Linked DNA regions of Homo sapiens: region 2 is linked to region 1. Evidence: chromatin loops called from intact Hi-C (ENCODE). Cell type or tissue: psoas muscle. All regions are shown on one strand. Each heading gives the region's core, and the rest is flanking DNA. Links, peaks and the distances in the headings are about the cores only.

The links. A loop is a pair of places that touch in the nucleus more often than their neighbours do. Peaks named below come from ENCODE experiments on the same cell type or tissue, not always from the same donor. Only the 100,000 strongest peaks of a DNase experiment are listed, where the experiment ranks them.
Region 2: it touches region 1 in a loop (3-fold over the local background); 6 of 110 quality-filtered maps call a loop at or near these places.

The regions. Positions count from the first base shown.
Region 1 is chr4:100,408,049-100,421,164 of GRCh38, forward strand. EMCN (endomucin) reads right to left here. Exons shown (of 12, transcript NM_016242.4): 9 at 9,069-9,093; 10 at 7,850-7,911; 11 at 2,234-2,307. The coding sequence ends at 2,273. Among named protein-coding and RNA genes, the nearest start is that of SNORA101A, 19 kb to the left of the region's middle. In psoas muscle, for the core only: no CTCF peak of the experiment used is centred there; a DNase peak (open chromatin) is centred at 6,133; H3K27ac peaks cover 1,785 bases.
Region 2 is chr4:100,300,380-100,313,495 of GRCh38, forward strand. No RefSeq gene overlaps it. Among named protein-coding and RNA genes, the nearest start is that of SNORA101A, 88 kb to the right of the region's middle. In psoas muscle, for the core only: no CTCF peak of the experiment used is centred there; no DNase peak of the experiment used is centred there; H3K27ac peaks cover 1,477 bases.

The DNA of each region.
Region 1 (13,116 bases), core at 3,286-8,285:
TGGTGAGTTTTTCAGCTCTGTCAGATCAGTTTTGTTCTTTCTTAAAATGGCTATTTCATATTTCATTCCTTGTATGGTTTTGTTGAATTCCTCAGATTCCTCGGAATGGGTTTCAATCTTCTGATTTTCAGTGATCTTCATTGCCATCCAGATTCTGAATTCTATTTCTGTAATTTCATCCATTTTATTCTGGTTAAGAATCACTGCAGAGCAGCTAGTTCAGTCATTTGGAGGTAAGGAGGCAATCTGGCTTTTAGAGTTTCAGGAGTTCTTGAGCTGGTTCTTTCTCACCTATGTGGACTGATGTTTCTTTAATTGCAGTGTAATTTGAGTATAGTCAGTCGGTTTCATTTCTGTATGTGTTCAGAGGGCTGAGGCTTTGTGCAGGGTCTTTATTTGCAGTTGAGTTCTTGTCCTTGGTTTTACAGAGGAGTATATTACCAAAGTATTTTTGGTGTTGAAGTTTGGTTTGCAATTTAATAGATAGTGCTTAAACATAATGACTGGTAGATAGGCTCTTACCCAGCCATGCAGCCCCTCTGTGTTTCCTCACATTTGTAGCCATGCTTCCCCTCAGTGCTCTGAGAGTGTGTGATCCTCTCCCACTCAAGTGCTGGTCATAGATCTCAGCTTAGCACTCCCAGACTGTGCACTGCAGGCCTGAGACAAGCTTAGGATTTTTTCTCTCTCCCCAGCTTGGTGGCAGCAGGGGCAGGGACCTTGGCATGCCACTCAGAGCCACTGCCAATTAGAATAATCAGCTGGGGAAAGGTGGTTGCATTGCAGGCCCAAGCTAGGGGCTCATGACTGGTGAAGAGCAGGAGGGCAGGGGAAGGCAGTCTTGCCTCTTTTCCATAGGGCACTGCAGCATGCTGGAGGTGCACAAATTCCAAGATTCCTAATCCATCCCTAATTACTGGCTAGAGAGGGATAAAATTCTGATACTGACACATATGTTTGGATGGCACTCCTCTGTCTCTGTCTTCTGCTACTGGTCAGACAAGCACAGCAGGTACCATTTATTCTACAAGAAATTTCTGAGTGTCTGTAACAGAACAGTGTTAGTTAATTAGGGATTAGACATAGGCCATGAATAACAATATTTCTCATCGTGGACACTTTACCTAGAGTGACTATCATTGTGGTCAGGCCAATTCTGGACACGTATTTATTTTATTTTATTTTATTTTTTATTGTTAGTTGCCGAAAGGTAGATTCTTCTGCAAGTTTTATAAAACCTCAAAAACTAAGTGACAGCACTTAATCAATACTTCTTGTAACAATTAAATTAAAGTCAGAAGAGCATTTCCTTACTTAGTTCTAGGAAAGTAAAAGTCAATCCCATACCAACTGGGAGACTTAATTCCAAAGCAGGTTTAACGTTGGCCTGAGCTGTTTACTAAAATAAGAAACGTACCTGCCTTGAGCTTACTCCTGGTCATGACATGGAACATACTTTTGAGAAATTTCCATTTTTTATTGATTCACAATTATTGTAGTAAGATTGATCATTTGTATCTGGTTTTGTCAAGATACCTGGAGGGCTCTGTTGCTTGGCTGGTTACACAGCAAGACTATGTCTACATGACCAGCTGAGTAAAAGGAAACCTGGCTGAAACTGAATTTTAGATCATCTTGTTTGAGGTGTTTTTTTCCACACATCCATGGTTTCTGGACCCAGAGAGAAAAATATAAGGACCATATTCTGGTATGGTCCTTATAGAGAGAGGGCAATTAGACCCTTCAACTAGCTTCTCTGAACCCATTTCCCTGAGCCAGCCTACGGCTGTGATACACATCTTTACTTTAATGCAGTTTCTATATTTTATCATTTTCTTGCAATAAACTGCAAATTTGCAAGCACCGTCACTTGGATTCTGCCAGTCTTTGTCAGCAACAGAAGCCTGTCTAAGTGCCACAGTTAGTGTGTGCTTACTGACCTAGGTAGGCAGACTGAATTTACAAGGAAACATTAACAACAGGCAGAAAGAGCAAATTGTGTCATTCCTTAGACAGGCAAGAGAATTGGACAAATCGTCTACAACCACCAGGTCATTCATTTTTTGGCAATTTTTGTTAGAGTTTGTTTTTAGACAAATAGACAATGATCATTGCATTGACACAAACCATTAGCTTTCCAGCTTTTGAAATTCTTTAAAAACAATCTAAGCTGCACCAGGCTAACAAAACAGATATTAATGATTGTCTCCGTGAATGAAATTGGGAAACTTACGTAATTATTGCCTAGGTGTGGAGAGAATTCCTCAAGCTGTCAGTTCTTGGTTTTTCCTTGTGCAGAGTGCTCACCTGAGAACAGAAGATATGTTTTGATCTGTAAGCTCAGAGACTGAGTAAGGATGAAAATAAAGTTTCCTAGCTTTTTTCTATTTTTCAAGGAAAGTTCAACTTTCCTGCAAGAATGTCATTAAAGCCACCATTTGCCTCTTGGTATTGTCTAGAAATTAGTCACCAAAATATATGAACTTTTCCCAGACATCATCTGTTTTCACTTTAAAGTAGCAATATGAAGTCCTGGGTGGGATAGGTCAGGGGGCAGTGGGGGCGGGGATGTGAGTTGGGAGATGATAACATTAGAGAAACCCTGGGGAATAAGTATTGATTTTTGCTTGTTACATGAGCTGGCTGTGCCTAAGCAAGCCCATGTCATGTGTTTAAAGTGCCATTTTATCAGGAAGACATTCTAGGGTCCTTCTGTTTAAATAATTCAGTGAGGGTTTTGTGAAAATGAATTTATAGGCCAATATGAACACTTGGGTGATATACAGAGCAGCGCAGGTGCCATTACTCAAAATCCCAGTGCTATTCCACCATCCAATATACAGAGAAATATTAACCTAGGATGGTGGCAAGCTGAGAGGCCCCAAGTATTTTTCACATGCCACTGGATTCATGACCAATATATTTCGCATTACTTGTGTCCTTCAGGTAGAATCGAGTATCAACATCAGTCAAACAATATAAAAGCAATATAGGTCAAATCTCCGGCTTTTAGAATAATTCTCATCATTTTGCTCCAGCTTTTATCTGCCACTTGTTAGGAAATCTGTCCTTTCGGGACTCTGAGGATGTCACCTGTTACTTGTACCATCACGGCAATAATAAATAGTGCCAGAGACCTCTGAGGAGAACAAATTCAAGACTCCTCTTCAAGAGCTCCTTCGATTCTATGCTCTGAGAAATGTTGGGCATAGTTCTGCAGCACCCCCAGCCCCTGCTCCAAGGCAATCTTTTGCTAACTATTGTTCGTTTTGCAGAAGACACAGCACCTGCTTGGAACCCACGGCTATGAAGTACTGGAATGAGAAGTAAATAAAATAAATATTGAGTCATCCCCTAGTATCTGCCAGAAGTCATGCAAAGCAAGTCATTGAAAATCTTTACAATTCGTAATATTCTTCCTCAAGGTCTGTTTAATTGACAGACTAGAAATTTTGAGAAAAATTTAATAACAATATGATATCAGTAACAAGAATAATGATATTTATAGTAAAAGAAAACAACCCACACACATATCTAGTGAAAAAAAAATCCAGAGGGAAATATATCAAATACCAGTAGTGGTTGTATGAAGATTGTTTCATAGGTAGTTTTAAATTCTTTTTTATTCTCTATTTTTTTCTATTTTTCATTATGCATAATCTGGTCAAATATTAAAATGGTAGTTTCAGCCATGAAGAAATATTATAAGGCAGTAATATATGTTAATTTGCCAAATTAACAACATGTTAAGATGAGGGAAAGACTATTTGTAGTTGAAACAGTCAAGGAAGCTTTGGTGGAAATGCAGAGAATGAGACAAATATTGACGGGCTGCGGACAGAAGAGGATTCTATATATGGCTTTATAAATTTGTGAATGTTTTGTTCATTTTTACTCTGTGGTTTTTTTTTGTTGTTAATGAACTTTTACTTGTAAAAATAAATAAGCAAACAAAGATGACTATGCACTTAATGAGTAATTGCCATAGCATACCAATTAGTTAGTTTGCTAATGACATATTAATTATATGTAATTACCATTAGAGGGGTAAGTGTACATGACAAAGGAGAGCAAGAGACTCTCTCTTCCTTCTAGAAAGCTGGGTTCAGAGAGAGAGACAGTCAGGGGACAGGGAAGGGAATGAATGAAGTCGGAGAAATATGCATTATTATTGTATATCAAGTGCTTTCAAAACTGAGCTAGAGAAGGCAGGCACATCATGGACGGTGTTGCAGACATGCTAAGGTGTTTGAACTTAACCTTAAGTTATTACTTATCAGAGTCTTCCAAGTAGAGGAATATTCTAATGAATTCAGATCTGATTTTTCTTACTCTAAATGGTTCAAAATCAACTGATGCCTTGAAGCTAAGTTTAGTGATGCAATGTTTTTCTTCTTCCATAGAGTCATATATTTCTAATTTCAAGATTTTTCTTTATAATTTATATGACTTGACATATTAAAAGTGAGATAATGTGTATTAACTGTCTGAGATGATATAAATAAGAATCATGTTTAAAATGCATGTCACACATACATTTTTTAGTCAATCATGGTGATGTTTAACCTGACAAGATCGCTTACTAAAGCTGAGAAGTAGCTTATATGTTCTTATGAAGGACTCCTTGATCTGCAACATTTGATGCCCATTTTTTTTCCTGAAAGCATCTTCTTGTTATACCCTAGTAAGCTTTCTCTTTTACATTTAAGAGAATTCCAAATTTAAACATGCATGAGTTACAGTTTCAGCAGAAGACCTTATTCAACGAAGAATATATTTAAAGGAAGAAGGGAGTATGGATGGATGAACATCAACCATATTACTTATTCCATGACCTAACTGAAAAAGAGGGATTTGGGTCAAAGAACTCTCTTCCCTGGAGAAAATGACCAGAACTTTAACTGTGGCTCATTGAGGCTTCTAGAAAACCAGAAGATTTGGCATCCCTTGGCATTTTCCCTAAAAGTGGGTGGCTGCAGAGGGCTGTTTCCTTGGAAACATTGTTTATTGGTCTGTACCATAGTAAAATGTCCAGGGTTTCTACACTGAAGCAATGACAGATTCAAATAATTTTTATGACCACTGAAGCTCAAATTTCATTGTGTTACCCTTCTATGCTCATTAATTAACATTGTATTTCTTAGGTCTTGAAACAAATAAAGTAAATTGTAACAGTCATCAATTCTGAGTAGCTGGTGGTCAGATATTTGTTCTATCAATTGTTTTCTGTATTTTAAAAATTTCTAAAAATTTTTATATAGGCAGCAGTAGAAAAATTGAGTTAAGCTTGTGAACTGACATCAAACCTAACCATTTAAGTTTTTTTTTTCTACTTATTTTTTAGGAAAGATGTCAGTATTAGGCAAGAGAAGTTACTTAAATAAAAATAATTTTAGTAACGTAACTTCTCTTGAGTGTAGTGAGCATAGCATTATAAAGAAAAGATATTTGAATACATTTTGAAATGCAGTGGGAAGAAATTTGTTTGCTAGTGTTTGGGGAGCCACCAAGTTCTGTTAATGATAGACTTGAATAAAAATTGTGGTAGTACAAGGAGCATTTGGATAGCATTATATTTTAGATGATAAATTCTGGGCTACTGAAGTCTACTCTGAATCATCAATTTCAGTGTTGCCTTATCACCAAATATTTTCCATGGTAATCATCTGGGTTGCCCTTTGAGAGGTTATTTTGGTAAAAGCAATACAATTTCTAAATTGAAGTTGGCAGAAATAAAAGTACCCAAGAATATATCTTACTATTTCCATGGTAATATCTCCCTCTTAGACCTGTGACCTGACAAGTTATTTTTGAAGAAAAGGAAGTTAGGTGGGCCAACGGTCTATTTAACTAGTCTGCCATCGTCTATTCCACTTACTGCTATGGTCACCACTAGAGTGGGAGAGAGCCTACACGGAATTTTCCCCAGGCCTTAGAGTCTGCTATTACATTTGCAACGAAGAAACACAAGGTTCTCTGAGGCTTTCCCCCTGCTGGAAGTCATGATTCTAGTGTCAGTTGTCCCATTTCTTTGGCAGAAATGGGTGGTAGAAAACTGATCCCAGCACCCTCCTCACAAGGAGAGCCAGGAGCTTCTACACAGAGCACTTCCAGGTATGTTTAGCACCCTGACTCACCACTTGGAGAGCCAACATGACTGCAGAGGGTTTGGAGTATGTGTGATGCCTGCTTGCAAGCCACGGGCAGATTCTGAGGTCTTTTCTTGATAAATCGTGTAGTCACACTTAGGATCTCTCATGTGCTTACTCAGGACTGGTTCACATTAGGCTGCTTGAGCACTTTTTTTTTTTTTTTTTTTTTTTTTTTTTGCCCTTTTCCCTGACCTGGTAAAATAGGCCTGGCTACTTAGTAAAGGCTGGTGAATAGCCAGGAGAAAACTGTGAGTGGCTTCTAACCACTCTATGGGTACACTTTGCTCCTTTGCCCCCTTCAGATGGTTCCTCCTGAGAGAAAGTATAGTATGGGAATAAAGGAAATATGTGTATTGAAGAGTGGAAGAGATACAAGAGCAAAGGAGATCTCTCCTAAAATAAGATGGCTCATGTGAGGGATTTCAGCATTCCTGTGCAGGCTTCAGCTGTTCCTGCTCTTCAACTCTTCTGTTTGCCTTTTGCCGTTTGTTCTAGTTTGAATTTATACATGAAATTGAGAACACTTTCAGCCTTTAATATCTTGCTCTTGATTTGGGACAATATTTATAGTTTTCTGTTTTACAAAATTATTTTCAGCCACCAGAAATATTTATAATATAGCTTATTCAACTGGGGAATTGGTTATTATAAATGTATTAATGTAACATGATATTTAAATTAGACCCACATGGTTTTTTATATCTATATTTTTATTTTTTTTATGAAGTCTCGCTCCTTTGTCACCCAGGCTGGAGTGCCGTGGCACGATCTTGCAGCTTCCGCCCCCCGGGTTCCAGCATTTCTCCTGCCTCAGTCTCCAGGGTAGCTGGGATTACAGGCATGCGCCACCATGCCCAGCTAATTTTTGTATTTTTCAGTAGTGACAGAGTTTCACCATTTTGGCCACGCTGGTCTCAAACTCCTGACCTCAGGTGATCTGCCCGCCTCAGCCTCCCAAAGTGCTGGGATTACAGGCATGAGCCATAGCTCCCGGCCAGATTATTTTATAAAACTAATAATTTGTTTTTAATTGATCTGTTTCGTGATATCAATGGTTTAAATGTCTAATCTACTCAAAAGAAAGAAAAATCCATGATTTTAATTTTGAAAAGCTATCTAGCACCACATTTTTTCATTGTTCTTGACACAAATCATACCTATATTTTGAAAGACTTTTACAATTCCAATCAAATGAATATACCTAAGAAACTGGAAAAATTCACATTACATCAATAGAATATTATATTTTACCTTTATGGAGAGGCTCAATTAAATGTATATAAATGATATAAAACATGATTTACATTTTAACTGATGACCAGTTTTTTTGCCTTTTTGACCATATGCGACTACATAGCCAGCACCAAAATGAAACAAAACAACAGCAATAATTTAAAAACTTGTTAACAAATTTTGGTATCTTTCTGCCACTCCTGCAGAATAGGAAATGCCTCCAGCCATCTACACATCCACACATCTATAGAAAGCAACCTCTAAAGGCCACATAGTCCAATAATCTTATCAAATTGGTAAGATTTTTCTTTCCTTCATGGGAGAATTTTACACTTATTGACAGTAATTGGCTATTTCTAAAGAAGTTAGGCCTTTTGTTTATGTTTCACATGAACAAAATCCAAGGTTATAGTTAGATTCTAAAATAACTAATTTTCATCTAATCAACTTGTCTGGAAACTTACCAGACTCATGAGAAATTGTCTTAACGGTAAGAAGCTTCACGCTCTCTTTATCAGACTGAGGTCTATTTGAAAAAAAAAACATGAAATTAACACCACAGTAATCAGCATTGTATGTTTGTGAAAGTATTGTGACACAAACAGAATGACGAAGATACATATGCATATATATATATAATGTGTGTGTATATATATACGTGTGTGTGTGTGTATACATACATATATATATATATATATCTCCATGGCAAGAACTTTGTCTTTTCACATACAAATACACATATACTTTTTAGCAATTTTTACTTTTTCTGGAATCAAGCCAATAAATCCCTGCCACTCTCTTATAGTGGTGATTGTCAGATAAATTAAAAATTAGTTTGAGTTGTGTGAAACACTTGGCACAAGGTCCATATCGCACATGTCTCCAATTCTGAATTATGGAGAGGAAGACATAGAAATGTTTACAAGCCTTTTGGGCTTAGGCTGAATTCTGGAGATATTCCTTTTCCTGAAGTTCTGAGATACTGTAGTATAGTATCTGAACTGCCTATTTTAATCAAGAGTTCTCATCTATCCAAAAGAGTTTCAAACTCTAATTATTTCCTTTGGACATCTGAGGAGTCTCTAAGTCATATGAATAGTAATTTAGCATTATTTCTAAAGTTTACAACCTTATGAAACATAAAAACACTTATATAAAGGTAGACCACAAATTCCTGTCAACAAGGAAAACAGGGTTTGTTTTGACATGAAAATCAATTCATCATGTCTCTTTGCAGCACCTTGGTTGTTACAGTTGCCTGGATTACTAAAATCTGCTTTATTTTAATCAAGTCAAAGTAAAACAGCCATCTACCTTAAAGGCACTGAGAACTGGCTCAAGGTAGAAGCACAAATTTCCCTGTGATAAACATATTAAAAATTTCACTGGGAAACTATTTTAAAACTCTAGGTATTTTTTCTATGATATTTTCCCTCATAATTATATTCATTCTTCTACTTTTCCATTTCATCTTTTTATTTCCCATTTTACCATTCTAAGATTAAACATGATCTTACATTTGGAATTTCTCTGTTAAATGGAGAGAGCTCTGACAAACAGTTAAAGCCAATATGTAGATTTTCTACACTTTAGAAATAATCCAAAAAAGTATAAGTAGAGTAACAATAATTTTCACTACGTAAATGGTAGGGTCTAAACAAAAGATGATATGGGCTTACTTACTGATCATTTCCATTTTCTGGTGTGCCTAGGAGAAGAGGGAGTTGTTATTAGAGTTGCAAAGAAGTTGGCTACCATAAATATGAGCAAGCCCCTCTAACCCCCTCACCTGCTGTCCACTCTTTTCTATGCAGAGATGTTTCTAAGTCATTTTAAAATATTTTAATTTTCCCCTTGCCAAGCCATTTCCTCAGGTATGGTTAATACTTATCCTGGCACTCATGGGATAGTCCTAATTAGGTCAAGTCCACTAAACTTAGTTCTGGACTAATCTTGATCTTGTAGTTTCATATCACTATGTGAAATTACTGTTCATTATTGCATATCCCATGGACAACAGAAAATGTCTGTTTATTTCAGTATCTCTGAAAAAATTCTATTAAAAGTATTGAAGGTTTTATGCCAGAGAATTGAAGTTTTGACTTTCCTTTATACATTGTTCTTTTTTGGGACAGAAATCACTGTGTTTGTGGTGAGCTACAATGTAGATACTATATCTAATTGTATCTTAAACCCACTGATTCAGCCTCTCAAAAGAGCCCTGCAAAATGTCGCAGAGGCTACTAGCTGCAACTAATCTTTTGTTCTCTTTGCCAGGCTGCTTCACAGCTGTCTGATAGAAAACACCTGGGGTTTAGAGTGAGAACTCAGAATGATTCATTCTGCACAAGGACATGGCCTCTCTGGAGTGAATGTTGGTGATCAAATCTTGCATTAATCTATGGCCAATCAGGCCAGCTGTTTAATGTGATTGCATAAGGTTCCCCTTGTTGTGCTCCTTTGGTCTGGTTTTATTCCATTGCAGCTTCTGTTTCTTAGATTTCCTTTTATATGTAATCTAAATCTTGTCATTGAGTATGCCCTTTGAATATAATTCTCCTGGCTTTGACTATCCTTGTTTTATAAAGACCTTAACTTCCACTCATATTTTGGCTGCTTCTATTTCTGTCATCTTGGTTAAGATATTGCCATCGTAACTCTTAATACGTAGGATTTAACCCATGGCACCATATGCTGCTCACCAATTAGACTTAACCTCATCTTTGCTCCATCAGTAAGGTTTTAACAGCATTTTTTGATTCCTATGTGTCATATACAATATCACCTGTGATGCTAATAGCCCTGTTTTAAAATGAGTTTTTTTCATTTATAATTTTTGGGGGTACATAGTAGATGTAGATATTTATGGGGTATAAGAGAGATTTTGATATAGGCATGCAATGCATAACAATCACATCATGGCAGTGGTGTATCCATCCCCTCAAGTATCCTTCGTGTTACAAACAGTTCAATTATATTCATTGAGTTATTTCAAAATGTATCATTAAGTTTATTATTGACTATAGTCGCCCTGTTGTGCTGTCAAATACTAGGTTTTACCCATACTTCATACATTTTTGTACCCATTAACCATCTCCACTTCCCCTCCACTACCCTTCCCAGCTTCTGGTAGCCATCCTTCTACTCTCTAGCTCCATGAGTTCAATTGTTTTGATTTTTTAGCTTCCAGAAATAAAAACATGGGAAGTTTGTCTTTCTGTGCCTGACTTATTTCACTTAACATAATGACTTCCAGTTCCATCCATGTTGTTGCAAATGACAGGATCTCATTCTTTTTTGTGACTGAATGGACATCACTGTGTATAAGCACCACATTTTCGTTATCTATTCATCTGCTGATGGACACTTAGGTTGCTTCCAAATCTTGGCTATTGTGAACAGTGCTGCAACAAATGTGGGACTGCAGGTATTTCTTTGATATATTGATTTCCTGTGTTAAGCGTATATACCCAGCAGCGGGATTGCTGGATCATATAGTAGCTGTATTTTTAGTTTTTTTGAGGAACCTCCAAGCTGTTCTCCATAGTGGTTGTACTAATTTACATTTCCACCCACAGCGTACGAGGTTTCCCTTTTCTCCGCATTCTCTCCAGCAAAATGTATTGAGATTTTTATATGCCTGTTTTAATATTTTTTCCCTAGGAAACTATAGCGATAGTCTCATTAGCAGATAGATGCAAGCCAACAGACTATTTTCTGCGTATATACCATTCTTATTTGGTTAAAGTTCAGTCCACTGTCAACCTTGTCCAGATAAGCTTCATTTCTTACGGAAATCTCTGATTCATGTTGTCTTCCACAGAGCAGAATGGGTTTACTAATTTCCCAAACTAGATAAAGTCTCTCCCACATACTTGAAGAGTGATTAACTGCAGGTATTTAATGGTGCTAATTTAATGATAACAGTGCTGTAAATTCTGTCTCAGAAACAAAGTTAACAACAACCAAAAAGATTTGGCTAATTGTACAATTGCCAAACTTGACTTTAAAATACTCATGTCTTCAGAATAGCTATCCGTAGTGGTAGGAACTTTATACATCCATGGAAACCGCTTTAATAGAAAAGGTCAACTTTTCAAATAATACATTCTTAAATCTTCCTATGTAAAGTAATTTTTAGTATAGCATATTTTTACAAATAAATTTAGCACATTAATTTTTACATATCCTGCTTACTCAACACTCTCAGGCTGATTTTCAGTAAAAGACAGGATTGGTAGGTAGTTCAGAAACTTAGAGAAATTAAACTGACTTATAAAAATGCTGTTTCTCCTCTGAAAACTGAACAAGGAGACATGTTTCAGACATTAAGAAGTTTATTCACTGATTCCCAAAGGAAAAGGCATTGATTTGTTTTTACTTTTCACCAAGAGCTAAAATGAACTCTGCTGTTTTGGTCTCCTAGCTTCTCTTGGTACTGTCGTTATCATACTACAACTGTCCATGCAATGCATGGTGAGCAGGTGGCTTTAGGGATAGCATTCACTGGTGTCCTGGGGGGCACACTGTCCATGAGGTAAACAAAGAATAATGCAGCTTATATACATTATAAAAATAATTGCTTTTTACCTTCTAACAGTTTATGAGACTTAGATTTTTTTGTGACATATTTAGAATTAAAGTGGGGAAGAAGAATTCTATTTACTGTACCTTTAAAAATGTAACTCAATAAGTATATAGTAAGGGCCTGCTATATATTAGGTAGCATGCAATGTGAACAATATGTGATTTGTGACTTGGAAGGGTTGCCTGACTTTCAAGAGAGGTAGGCACATGGAGAAATAAGTAACTGTACTATGGTATGATAAATGATATAATCCAAATCTGTAGTAATACAATTAAAGGTAGAATTCATTCTGCTTGAAGAAGTGGTATGTTATAAAAAGATACAGTAAATTTGTGTTTGAGTTGAGTCCTAATGGGTAAGTTGGAGATTAGGTATGTTATGAAAGGTAAGAGGTGGGCTGGATATTCCAGAAGGAATAGTATGGATGAGGGCATGGATACATGCTACTACATTATACGACCAGGGCTGGGCTGTGAAGTGGAAAGATAGTTTGCAATTACGGTAACATGACAGCTGAGCCATGGGAGTTGAAGGGGTATTTAGGTGAAGGTTGAGTAAAGAAGAGGCAAATTTCTTGGAACAGAAAAAAGACTGAGTAAAGACTAAAAGAAATCAGAATTTAGTTAACAATAATTTATCAGTATTAGTTCACTAATTGTGACAAACATACCATCAGATCTTAATAAGGGAATAAGGGAAACTAGGTATGGTGACTCACTGTACTATCTTTGCAACTTCCCTGTAACTCTAAGTCTACTCTAAAATAGAAAGTTTATTTTTAAAAAGGATAAAAAATATAACATGGTCTTGGAAGATACTTTCGTTGGGTGTGTCTCCCAGGAGGGAAATTAGTCACGGGACATTTTTTGAGATTATGGGCCCCTGAGCTGAATTCTTAGCAATCTCCCTCTTTATTTTCTGTTACATAGAAATGGAGTTAATCTTTACCATAGACAAGTTATGTCATTGTTATGCCCTCTTTACTATCATATTCCCCTGACCACCCATAAAATTTGGGCTATTTTATTAAAAAGAATTTCCCTATATTTGATAATATCTACTCATAGTATTTAGTTCCCACTCTGCAGTTCACTAGCATTCAGTGGGTGTCTGTGCCCTTCGTCCTTTGTTTCTGTGATCAGG
Region 2 (13,116 bases), core at 4,511-9,510, 110 kb before region 1:
TTTCACAGGGCATGTGAGACTCACCATGTGTGTCTCAACCAGCCATTCAGCCAGTACATCCCCAAGGGTTTTGCCAACACCTTGAGGTTCTATAAGGAAGGAGTGGTTCTTTATTTTTTGGAGATTTCATACCTTTCTTGGGCTTGGCCACATTTTAGGGGCAGAACAATTGCCCCCTCTAGACTCACTCTCATTGTTTTGTCGCCAACTGTCTTTTCTCTTTCCCTTCCCCAAGCCAGGGGGATATTTTGTACATTTCAGTTGAGACAAAGGCATTGCGGGGAACTCTACCTTCCCCAATCTCCTTGATTTGAGAAGCTCAACATTTCTTACATCCCTTGGTCTCAAACACTTGCTTATGTCAGGAGTGCTTTCTGCACCTAAAGACTTTGTCTTCGGAAACATTATCTAGGAAAATTTTTGCTGTGTTTTGCTTTCTGCTCGGTTATATTCTTCTCCTATGCCTAGGAGTATAGGCTTCCCAGGGATTGGGATGAAAGTGAGGGAGGTAGGAAGCAGAGGAGGGACAACTGAGGAGCTTGTAAGGAAAAAAATCTTATTTATTAACATTTCAGATATGATGGCACCTTAATAGCTGCTTGTTTTAGTCTTAGGACTGTGCTGGGACAATGCCCAGCAGCCATATCTCATCTTTCACTCGTAATTTAGAGACTTTCCTTATCTGTTCTCATGCCCATCCCAGTCGCTACCTCTGCCCTCCCTACCGCCCTTAAACTCTATTATCTTAAGCAGTTCTTTGGCCGCACAAGCATTACCCAGGAAGCATCATGTTCCACAATTTCTTCTTGCCTCGTGTATGGATTCCCATTCCTGAAGTCCTTTCTAACCAACCACGCAAAAGATTAGGGAAGGCTCTCCCTGTTATTCACTCTTTTGGTGCTCTATTGTTCTTTCTTCACATGTCACAGTAGCAATTATTTAATTTTGCTACAATTTGCTAAATATGCATCTTTCCCATCATGAAAATAGGGACTATTCTTTCTTGTTTACTACTGTAGCCATAGCACTTGGCATATAGTAGGTATGGGATAAATAGGTATTAGCTAATGAATTAATGAATGATAAACTAGCTATTCATGTTGCAGGGAGTTCCCACAATGTGAACAGTAGGAACTTACCACATGAGTTCCTACTGCTTCATGCACTTTCACATAAACCTTATCCATATCCTTACCCCAGTTCTCTGAAAAAAAGCTTCGTTATCCCTGTTTTGGAGCAAATATTCTGAGGGTCTAAGAGTTGGGGGAGATTGTTTCTAAGGTTATTCAGCTAATAAAAGGCAAATGTTTATTGATTCACTATTTAACATATGTTTTCCTTAGCATCTGCTTGTCTTTAAACATAATCTTACACCTTCTATGAGTGACTGATACCTCACTAGATGATACTTACTTTTTCAAAAAGAGTCATGATTAAACCAAATGAGTCTCCAGTCAGGTTAGCGCCCAGTGGAAAGAACTTTAGGCAGATTATAGTGCCAGAGTTGGTTGGAAATCCTTCCCTACATTACTTAAATTACAATATAAAGATGTTCTTGTGTTCTGCCCCCTTTTTCCCTTTCTCCTAAGCACCAGACCTGTTCCATTTCAAATACTGTATTCATTTCATTTTTTAGGGCCTTTGTTTCAGAGTATGAGTCTGTGACTGTGGCTCAAGTGTCTATGCAAAACACTGAAAACAAAGCAGAAAATTCCCCTCTTCCCCCAAAAAAGAACACATTCCTATTTTTTTCTATTAGTGGTTTGTGTTATCAAATGTAAGAAACATGTGCCAAGATAAATAATTATGCAATAAAAATATGATGGATTTTGTGACTTTAAAAGAATACATCAGGGGCAGGTTGTGGTTGGTTGGGGGAGATTAATATGCACAGGGGACTGGAAAGCAATTTGAAGGAGAGGAGGTTTACACTGGGCCTCAAAAAGTATAAAATTTCTTTATACTTTGAAGCAGGCAGGCAGATAAGAGGTGATTGCAGCAGTAATGGGCATTCCAAGAAAACCTAGTGGTTTATCCTGGCTCTAGATCTTCAATTTAGAGAACTTCCGAGAAGTACAGGCGGCCCTAGGGTCAGCTTACAAGTTGGAAAATAGCACATTCGGTTTGAGTTTCATTGAGGTTTGAATGTCTCGGGGCCAGCTTAGGTGTACCTCAAACAGAGCCAAAACTCTAGATCAGTTTCAGAGCTCTCCTGCTCTCCTGGATATGTTCCTGACCACAAGACCAGTCTCTGGGTCACAGCAGCTGAGATCGGGAAGCCCTCCCCAACAAACCCCCCACCCACTGCAGATGGAGTTAGTAATGGTCCGGGTCGAGCAACCTCGGGAACTCTTGCTTGTCCCCTGGTTGCCATCATGGCAGTGTTCACTTGGATTACAGGGCCGCCTTCCCTCCATGCTCTGGACTCCTTGAGATCAGGGTTCTGTTTTATTCTCAGTGTTGCAAGCATCCACAGTCAGCATGTGATACTTTCCTAGCACCTAGCCTAGAAGGGACCCAAGTAATTGAGTGGGAATAAAGAGACAACACTGCCAACCTCAACTTCCTGCTAGTCTTCATATAGGCAATGTATTTTTATGTAAGTTGTATACATCTCATCTAACTCTCTGACTTAGATATTCTTATATAGCTATTTTTTAATATACTGTAATTATAATACGGTATATATCATCTTACTATTTCATAGATGAAAGGAGACTGAGTGGTTAAATGACCACAGTTGCAGGCAAATACTGTACTGTGTGCTCTTCCTTATAGAGTTAGCTTCAGCCTTATGCTTAGAAAGAGGAGCAAGTCCTGGAGAAGAATTTGATGGGACCCACAAAACTCACCCACCATTTACCGTAAAATCAGATATGCCCTTTTTTCTTTTTTGGAATTTCTCTGTTGGTTAAAGTGTCATCTTCAGAGGGCCCTTTTTAAAATTCATTTGTTTCTTGATAGTGATTACTTGATAATAAAGCTCACATGAGGTGGCTCATTTAGTTTTTCAATAACAATAATAATACTTAATTAGTGCTCTTTTGAGTGCTTTACATATTTTATTTTATTTTCTGTATTTATTTATTGGAAACAGGTTCTCCCTCTGTTGCCCAGGCTGGAGTGTGGTGGTACAATCATAGCTCCCTGCAGCCTAAAATTCCTGCGCTCAAGGGATCCTCCCACCTCAACCTCCCAAGTGGCTGGGACTATAGGCACTTGACACCATGCCCAGCTAATATTTTGTATTTTTTGTAGAGATAGGGTCTTGCTTTGTTCCTCAGGCTGGTCTTGAATTCCTGTCCTCAAAAGTTCCTCCCACCTTGGCCTCCCAAAATGTTGGGATTATGGTCATGAGCCACTATGCCCAGCCAACATATGTTATTTTAATCTTCACAACAACCTAATGAGATCGATTCTGCTTTGTCCTAATTTTATAGATGAGAAAACTGAGGCAAATGGAAATTAAGTAATGTTACAAAGGTAACCCAGTTAAGTAAGTGACACAGCCAGTATTCCAAACAAATAATCATTCAATGCCATCATATATTCATTGAGGGCCTGCTCTGTGCCTGGTATTGCCATGTGGTGGGAGATAGAGCAATGCACAAAGCAGACAAGGTTCTGTCTTCATGGAGCTTGCATCCTAGAAGTGGATGCTAGGCTGTATACCAAAAAATAAATATTGTCAATCAGACAAAGTAAAGGCCATAAAGGGAATAGCTAGGCTACCCTACCCTTCAAGTCTGACTAGGTCAAGGGAAGAGGGTGGCTATGAATGGCCTGGAAGGAGGTGACATTTGAACTGACACCCATAGAATGAGAAGGTGCCACCTGTCAAACGTGTTATGGCAAGAGAATGGAGAAGACCTTGTTGCTTGCCCTTGGAGCTTGGGAAGGAGGAAGAAGCAAGACTACGTATGTTTTAACAGGTAATGGGTAAGAGTTGGAATTTATTCTAAGTTCAGTAGGAAGAGTTTTATTCAGGGTAGTGAAGTGATCTGATTTATATTTTATAAATGTCACTCTGTTGATAAGAATGATCTGTAGCTGGTGCAGACATGAGGGTAGGAGAGTGATCAGGAGGCCATAGCATACATAGCCCTGGTCAGAGGTGATGGTGGCTGTGGCTATGTGGAGGAGGGAGTAAGGGAGGAATATTTTGGAGGTTGAGCCTACAACTTTTACTGATGGATTAGACAGGGAAAATGAGAAATGAGAAAACTGGGATGTCTTGTACATTTTTGACTTTAGTTACTGGCTGAATGTGCGATTTTGATGAGGTGGAGAAGGATTGGGAGGAACCAATATTGAAAAATGAGATGGAATTCAAGCTTTTTTGTGTGAAATATTATTTCGAGTGCCTTTAAAACATCCAAGTGGCATATTAAGGAAGCAACTGTATATGCTATTAGGAATTATCCGTGTTACACAGAAGCCTAATGAGATTTAATGACATCACAATAGAATCTTTATGGTTTCAACATTTCTGCTCCAGAGGAGAATTCATTTAAAAAAATATGCCTTGACACTGAAAATTCCTACTCTTATGAAAACAAATGGACTATAATTTTCACCAGTATCTCAGTACAGCAGTAATGTTAATCCGGCAGCACACACAGGAAGCAAGCTAAGTGCAGTTGGGAGATTGCAGATGGGTGTGAGCCACAAACACACACCATTCCTGAAAGAAGTAGGGAACAACAAGGGCTGCATATTGGAGGTAAACACGGCCTCTTAGCAATAATACTGCTTAAAATATTTCTATTAAAATCTGAACCTTGAGCAAATACAAAGACTATGTTTAACAATAGGGATATAAGAATGTACCCATTCCCATGGCAGTCTGGTGTGGGACAAGAGTAGGTGATGTGTGGAAGATTAGCAGGATGTGACAATATGGAAATCATTCTCTCAGTCACACTTGACAAAGGGTTTTCACTGAGTCTTGCTGATGAGGAACTGGAAATATACATCACAACCCCCACTGTGCATCCTTTATGATCTGCTGACTGGATTGTCGCCTAAGTCAGTTGTATAATAAAATAAATATGTATCTAATTCTAGTTTAGGTTCAATCCTTTAAGGCTCATCCATTTTTCATTTTCTTACTCACTAAGTTAAAAATAAAGAGAACTTCCAGATTTTATTAGAGCCCTCCTGGCAATTAGTGCAGTTAAGATTCTTGTCTTCAGGATGGTCAGAACTAGTTGGTAGAACCTCTCACATGATGCCAGGTTAATTCTTTCCTGGATAGGTTACAAGTTTCACTAACAGCTTGAAACATGAACACAGATGTGCAGGTCACATTTCCTGTCTAAAAGCTAACAGAGAGCAGTCCTAAGCAGTGGGATGTAGCTCCGGTGGCCTTTGTGCTGGAAAAAGGGAGATAGGCAAAGGTGTGGAGCAGTGAGCACTTCTACAAATTAAATAAAGAAAAGAAAAGGCCTAGATGGGCAGTCTCAGCTGCTACGGGATCTGAGAGCCGGCCAAAGGCACAAGGCACTGGGTGCTGGGAAGCAGAGCTGTGGGGAGTTAAGGGTCATGTAGCGGGGGAAATTCCAAAATTCATCTTTAGATTTTCAATTTTGAATATGGCTTACTCTTGCACAAAATAGATCTTTACCTCTCTTATTTGACTGGAACCAATCTATCCTCTGGAATTTGGGAACCCAACCATTCATGTCAGGCCTAAGGCTGGCCTTAGTGTTAACTCTCCCTTAGGCCTTGCCCAAGTCACTTGCTCAGGAAGTCAAGAAGAATCATTCATCCTTGTTAGTTAATGCTTACATATCATTGTATGCTGGCCATTTTACTGACTAGGCAACTTGCTAAGAACTACATTCTCTGAGTCACTGAGGGATTAATGGAGCAAGACAGGAGATTTGGCAAATTTGGCATCCAGCAGTCTGGTTAATCTCCTGCATTTTTCAGGACACCAAGAACTGCTGGGACAATGACTAAGTCAAAAACTCATTTGCCATGGAAAATTTTACTTGGTTTCTATTATTTTATACCACAAATCATGCTCTGCATTTAGAGTGTTCGTTTGCCTACCTATATGTCCATTAGCAAATATGAGAAAACATATCCAAAAGCCTGTTAGATGAAGAAACAAAACTGGATCCCATGTTAGGCCTTATCAAATGCATTCACAATGGCACATGAATATATATATGGTGCATATTTGGGTGTTAATGAGAAATGCACTTTTAAGTTATATGAACAAAAGAAATAGCATGGATTTATAGCATGTAACAGCTAAAGGAATGTTAGAGATGATGTAGTCAGGTGTTTCTCAAATGGTTTGTAAAGTTTAGCACATTTTCTTCAAGTGAAAGTGCATGCAGAAGCCCAAATATACTGAGCGGGTGGAGGGAGGGCTGTGCTTTTTCTTACCTTCTCTGAGACAACGCCATAGAAATGGTGGGATTCAGCAGGCTCTTTCTGCAAATCCAGCTGACTGGCATTATTGCTAAGGAAACTGTTACCCAGATTGACCCAAAGTTATGTTGTGAACAATTTAAGTTACCACAGCTAGACCTTGGTTCTACTGACTCTTGGTCCATTGCATCACTTACTAGGAATCAGTTTTTCCACTGAAAATGTGTGTGGAATCCGTGAAGGAAGGACTATATTGTTCTTGTTATTGTTATTGCTTTTGTTTAGCTATTCCTCGCTTTCAGGAAAGAGTTAGATGATTAGAAGGAATCACATGCTTTTATGTTTCATTCTTTTCTGGTATTTGGGAAAAATACAGCTTCATTAGATAAGGACATGAGTTTCTCCACTCTATTCCTAGGTTATCTCTTTGACCCAATTGACAATGCCACAATCCATGCTCCAGCTTCTCAGGGTCCAGCTGACCTCTTCCTTCTCCCTAGACCGCACATAGTTTGGCTGGCATCACTCATCTGCTTCTCCTCTGTATGCCCTGTTCCCATATTTCTAGCCACAACATCCTAAATCTCATATCTCAACTGTCCCACAAGGTTTTTCAGATGCCCCACTTGGCTTTCACCCCTCTTCTGCTGTTTCTGTAGACTAGCACTTCTCAGAGCACATCTGGTTTGGTGTTATTTGGTGTCTTTCTTCTTCCTTCTCAGTTGTGAACTCCTAAAAGAGAGCAGAAACATGTCAGATTCATAGCACTAGATAAAATTCTCATACCTGCAGTCCCCAAACTGTTAGCTGAATGTAACTGCACATGATATATAGAAATAGTCCTACAGCCAAGTTTTTATGACGTATGCCAATGAAGGTACAGATGGGTAGCAGAGATGGGTGGTAGATGCTTTAAAAAGTAATTTTTATTTTTTCATATAAAAATCTGAGATTTTGAGTATGTAGGACTTAAGAGTTATTCAGCCTGATTTTGCAGTTTCCTATAAAATTCTTCCCCATGCTTTGCTCTTTTTGGGGTATTTCATTACAATTGATACATAATATCATGATTAAAAAAATTTATTTTCTATTTTAAAGAATTAATTCCTCAAATATACTGTTTTCTGACTCAGTTTTCCACAAAATTATGAAGGTACTTCCAGTTAACTTACTTTTTGTATATAAATGGATGCATTATATATGTATCTAACCATCTATCATCTCTATGATATAAGATAGTGAGGAGCAGGTTTAAACATTTTTTATTTTGGTTCCTTCTTGATTATAGACTTCAGCCATCTGTGTTGTTATCCTCCTGGGATAATCTTTTAAAAGATTCTTATTTTTAACAAGACAACACATGACATTATAATTAAGAGCATGCCTGGGTTTGAATCACAGTTCCACTACTCATTTGTGTAAATTAGGGCAAGTTACTTTATCCCTCTGTTTCTGTTTCCTAACTGTAAAATTGGGATGATAATAATAGTACTTACTTCCTAGAGGTGCTGTAAATACTAAATGAAGTCATACTTAAAGTGCTTAGACCAGAACCTAGGATAAGAGAAATGCTTTATTAGTTTTAGGGGCTATTCTAGAACGCTTTTTTTCATTTTCCCTCTTTTACTCCCTCCCCTACACATGCCTTTTGGTACATTCTAGAGCATTAGTTATGTGGTTAAGATGAACATGAGTAAACATAGGCATGTACAGCTCTGAGACATATTTCTGTAGGGTAGATGCTAATGTCAATGTAAGTGCTCTTGTAGCAAGGTTGCTGTTAAAGAGTAAATGGTCCTGCTCATAACTGAGAGTAGAATATGTGGAGGGATAATTAGAAGTATAGTCACTGCATTAAAAAAATTCAGATAATATAGCATGGGCTTTTACCATAGGCAACTTTGGTATATTATTAAGGTCTGAACAGAGCTGCATATTTTGAAAAGCCATTTTAGACTGAGGAGTTTGCTGATGTTAAAGAAGTGCAAATATATTCAATCAATCGGTGAATGGTGGGGAGAAGTGTCTGCCTAATATTGAATTCCTTCAGATTATTATTATTTACAGGTCTTTGGGAAACAAGGCTGCTTGCATGCACTGAGTTGCTTTTAATGATCCCCTTGCCTGCCATCAGTCTGCATAATAAAACTAGCCTTTGTGGGCATTTTTCCTGAGTTTTGAAACTCTGCAGGTTTTTTCTTTACCCTCTTTACATTTCTAAAGCATATGTGTTTAGTAGAGAAAGACTCCAAGTTGTGCTCACTGTGCTTGATTGGACACGTAGTTTTTCTGCTTTGGGTTTTAAATAGATTTGCAGATTTAGGAATCTGCAGAGGTAAAGCTGCCCAAGCCTTCCTGAATGGACTACCCACTCCTGTAGCCAGATAATTCAGCACCCACCAGCACTTTACAGTTATGTTTTCCATGCTTATTCAGATGCAAATCCCAAACCATATGTTTACCTTTATGTTTAACATCATTATTTACAGCAAAAAAATTATAAATCCTTCATTCATATGAACTCTAGTAGGCAAGAAAAGGGTAACAGGAAATGGGATTTATATATGTATATAATTATTTTTGACCCATAAAAGTTGTGGGATGGCTAAGGAGCTTGGCCAAGTAGTTGTATGGAAAAGTACAGGCTAATGCCAAATACCTAAATAAAAGCTAAAGAACTCATAAAAGTGTTCAGACAGTCTGTCTCCATAATATCAGACAGCCAGATATATGAAAATATTTGCATAATGAACGAAGTTTTTCTAGATTTTTTTTTCTGATTGCGATGCATTCAGAGGTCCACCTGACTCTAAATTATTAAGTTAGTTCTTGGTGTCTCTAGTGCTACCTTCTGTGTATGTGACCCAAAATGGTATTAGAGGGTTAGAGGCTGACCTAATACAGTTATTGCCCTAGGTGGTCTCTACTTATCTAGGCATGATACCACCTTGAGGAAAGGATCCCTTAGTGATCTACTAAGTTAATTCATCTCTAAGGGAAACAATTGCCCCAAAGATTAGTTTAATAACAATGGCTCTGGGAATGTTGTAAAAACATCTAGGAGAATTTGGTTTTGTTTCTAGAAGAAATCAAGACAAATCTTATGTCGTGCTGTCTAGAGTTACTATTAAGCATGGCCATCTGTGTATTTCTGAATCTATCTAAACTTTAGTTCTTTGGTTATGAATGTGTGCATGACAATATCATTTTGGAGTTGATAGGAGGTTAATAAGAAAATCTGTGTTTAAATGTCTACTCCAGGACCTGACACATAGTAAGTATTCAGTAAGTGGTAATTGTAGGGTAGTACCAAATACTTAGGCTATTGACAAAAGGCTGGAGTTGTGTAGAGTAGCTGTACTCAATCATACGATAGCTGCAGCATAAGTGTTAGATGCTTTTCTCTCCCATTACTGAGTAAAATTTTATTTTTAATAACTGAGACTTGAGGATGCTCCATTCTGCAGAGTCTTCAGCTGAGAATGCTTGTCTAAAGCACTCTCTCCTTAAGGGAGCTCAGGTTCACAGCTGATAGCCCTTCGATTTGTCTCTGTTGTCTAAAGACATTTCCTTCTCTGTTTTCTTTCTTTTTCTCCCCTAAATGAGGTTAAGATAAATGATGCAATAGAATGGGAAATAATCATTGAGGATTATGCTTACTACTGCAAGATCTGATTTCAAAATTGCTTAGGACTTTGAGGAATTTTAAAAATTCTAAGTAGTTTTCATCTATTAATTTTTTTCTGTTTAAATTAATTACCAGGGGAGTGAACACCATATAGAGATAGGTTACTTGCAGCTGTATTAATTCAGCACCATGTACTACCGTGTTCAGAACATTGGTGGATATATTGCTAGGAAACAGACACAACTGTGGGATGAAATGAGTTAGGAATGACTTAAATTATAGACTTCTGAGCACTGATCCTGTGAACACTGATAAAAGGGTGAGAACTTGGGTTCTGAGTTCTCTTTTTTACTCCTTTACTATGAGGTATGGAAGAGTGTCTTGACTAGGGTCCAGTCTTGAGATAGAAACCATACCTTTTTTCAATATTATGAATTGTTAATTTTAAATTAAAGAACTGAAAATGGCAAAAAGGTACATTGCCATGTCTTGGAGGTAGTCTGGGTCAGCAGGGCCGGTTTCATGGGTTTGCGGCCCCTGCATTTGCACAGGTTCCTTGTTGAGATGGGCTGTATGCTTCGTCTAATGCTCTGCTGTTGCCATCTTAAAATTTTTAATAATTTTTGAACAAGGAGCACACATTTTTGTTTTTCACTGGGTTCTGCAAATGATGTGGTTGGTGACACCTGTAGGAGGCAGCTAGCACCTTAAGGGTGGGAGAATAAAGGGGAAAAATTGAGATAATTAGACAGGGAGTCTTGGAGAAAGGGCCTCCCAAGTGTAGATGCCGCCTGGTGTTGGTGTCTCCGAGGTTAGAGGAGGGGGCCTTGTGCAGCTGGGGCACAGACATCTGAGAATGGGTACTGGTCGGCTGGTGTTGGAGCCTTGGGAGGGGCATGACGTACTTGTTCTAGAATCTGTGAAGTGACACCATGAGGCTGGTTCTGTGAATGCTAGAACTTCAGACTTCTGCCACTGGAGGGAACTGCTGTTGCTGGGCTGAAGAAGTATTGCTAGGTGAGCCAAAGGCAAAGAGGAACAGGAAACAAATGAAATCCAGGAAGCAGAGAAGTAGGAGCAGATGCTTTCTTCCTCCTCCAGCCTTCACCTTTCCCCTATTGCCTATTGGTAAAGTCTAATGGAACCAGCTGTCAAAGCAGAACTGTGGGCTGTAGGGCCCCAGCCTCAGAAACACAAGATATAGAAAGGTGTGTTGGAAGCAAGAGCTTAATAATCCCCACAAGCAGTTAAGTAAGAGACTAAGAGTTGTAAAATACCTTGGGTCTCTGTCCTCCCAACTGTATCTGTAGCAGCTCCACCACCTATCGAAGCAAATCCTCTGATGGTCAATAGAGCGCTCAAAAGACAACTAACACATCTTTTCAAATAGACCTTACAATCGTTGGAGCTCCAATTTGCTCTGATAACTTTATGATGATTTATGTAACAAATAATTCTGGTTCAGACTAGTGAAGTCTGAAAAGGGGAGGGAATACTTTATTACGCAGAATGTTTACTTTCCCTCTGAGTGCTTCCTGGCAGAAAAAAATTCAGACTTTTCCCGTTATGTTCCCTCCAAATTTGGAATTGTGTTTATGCCAACATTTAGATAACATTTGTTGAACATCAAGTTTACATCTAGTATAGTCTTCTCAACTCCTTTTCCACCCTTTTTCCCTTTCCTTTAGTTCTTTTCATTGTACTCAGCTAAAGTAAGATTATTTTATTTTAAATAAAAAAACTTTTGCATTGAAGGATTTAAAGTTCCTATAAAGAATGCCATTCTCCAGATGAATGGATATGTAATTTTCATTTTGCCCCATTTCATTGGGCTATTCCTTGGCTACCATTTTGTTTTGGTAGTCAAAGCTGTAGCAATGATGAGTTCAGCTATCAAGTTTGGTAGGTTAAACAAAATAAGGTTCTTAGAGAGTAATTTATAAGAGTGGTGTCTTCATCAACATTCTTTCCCTTACAGTTGCTTTTTTTTTTTTAACTACGCCTTTTATGAAGACTGAGTATTACAATTTCCCAACACATATATGTGCTAAGGGAAAAGGGTTTTATCAGAATAATGATGTCAAACAAGGTAATAATATGAATTTAAAGTTAATATAACCTTCATATGGCTAATTTATTTACCTTTAGGGCTGTCTTTCTAATAATGCCTTAAAAAATCAAATAGTCTGTGGTTGCTAAAGGACCAGAGGAACGAAAACTGTATATGTGAAAGATAAAAAGCCTGAAACAGAATTTTTTTAGAGTCGTTTTCAGATGAAGAACAAGTATAGTAATAGTTCCTATACTTGTCATCCATGGTTGATCCCAATTTTCCTCAAAGAGGAGTGGATGGCACATTACACTAGAATGTCAAACCTCTACCTTGAGCAATTTAGCTAAGCCCCGTTGACATGCTTAGTTCACAGCTGACATTAAGGGTACATGCAGGCAGGCTGACAGGTTAACTTGATACACTCAATTTCAACATTCAGGGTGCTGAACTCAGAGAGGTTATTGCTTAAGAAATGTGAAAGGTGGGTTCTTTACAAAAGTATCTAAGAGAAATCCATCTGTGAAATGTATTTGCTTCATAAAGTGCACAATTTGCCACAAAGAACACAAGAATCAAGGACCCTTCCTACTGCTTTGCTTGTCTGTCTTTTTCATTTAACAGCAAGAATTCCCAAATTATGTAAACATGGAGAGGCTTTGGCACACTTTTGGAGAAGAGGAAAAAGAGACCCAGCTGAATCAGCTTCCTAAACTACTGCATTATTTTACTCTGATGGTTTTAATTAGAGAAAAAAAATAACTGCTTTGAGACCATCTGCATATTCATAATGTAGAACATATGGCTGGTTTTCAGGATTTTGAAAAAGAAAACACATTAATAAGTTTGCTTCTTTCCATTCATTTCTCACATTCTAGGTTATTTCTTTGAGAAATAATATATTTGAAAAATCTGTTTACTCTTTACATGAGCCAAATGTTCTCATTCCTTTAGGGTTTTTTTTTGTGTGTGTGTGTTGTGTGTGCTACTATTGTACATTTTAGCAACAAATGCTGAAAGAGAATATGGTTGTTTATGATTGAGAATGCCTCAT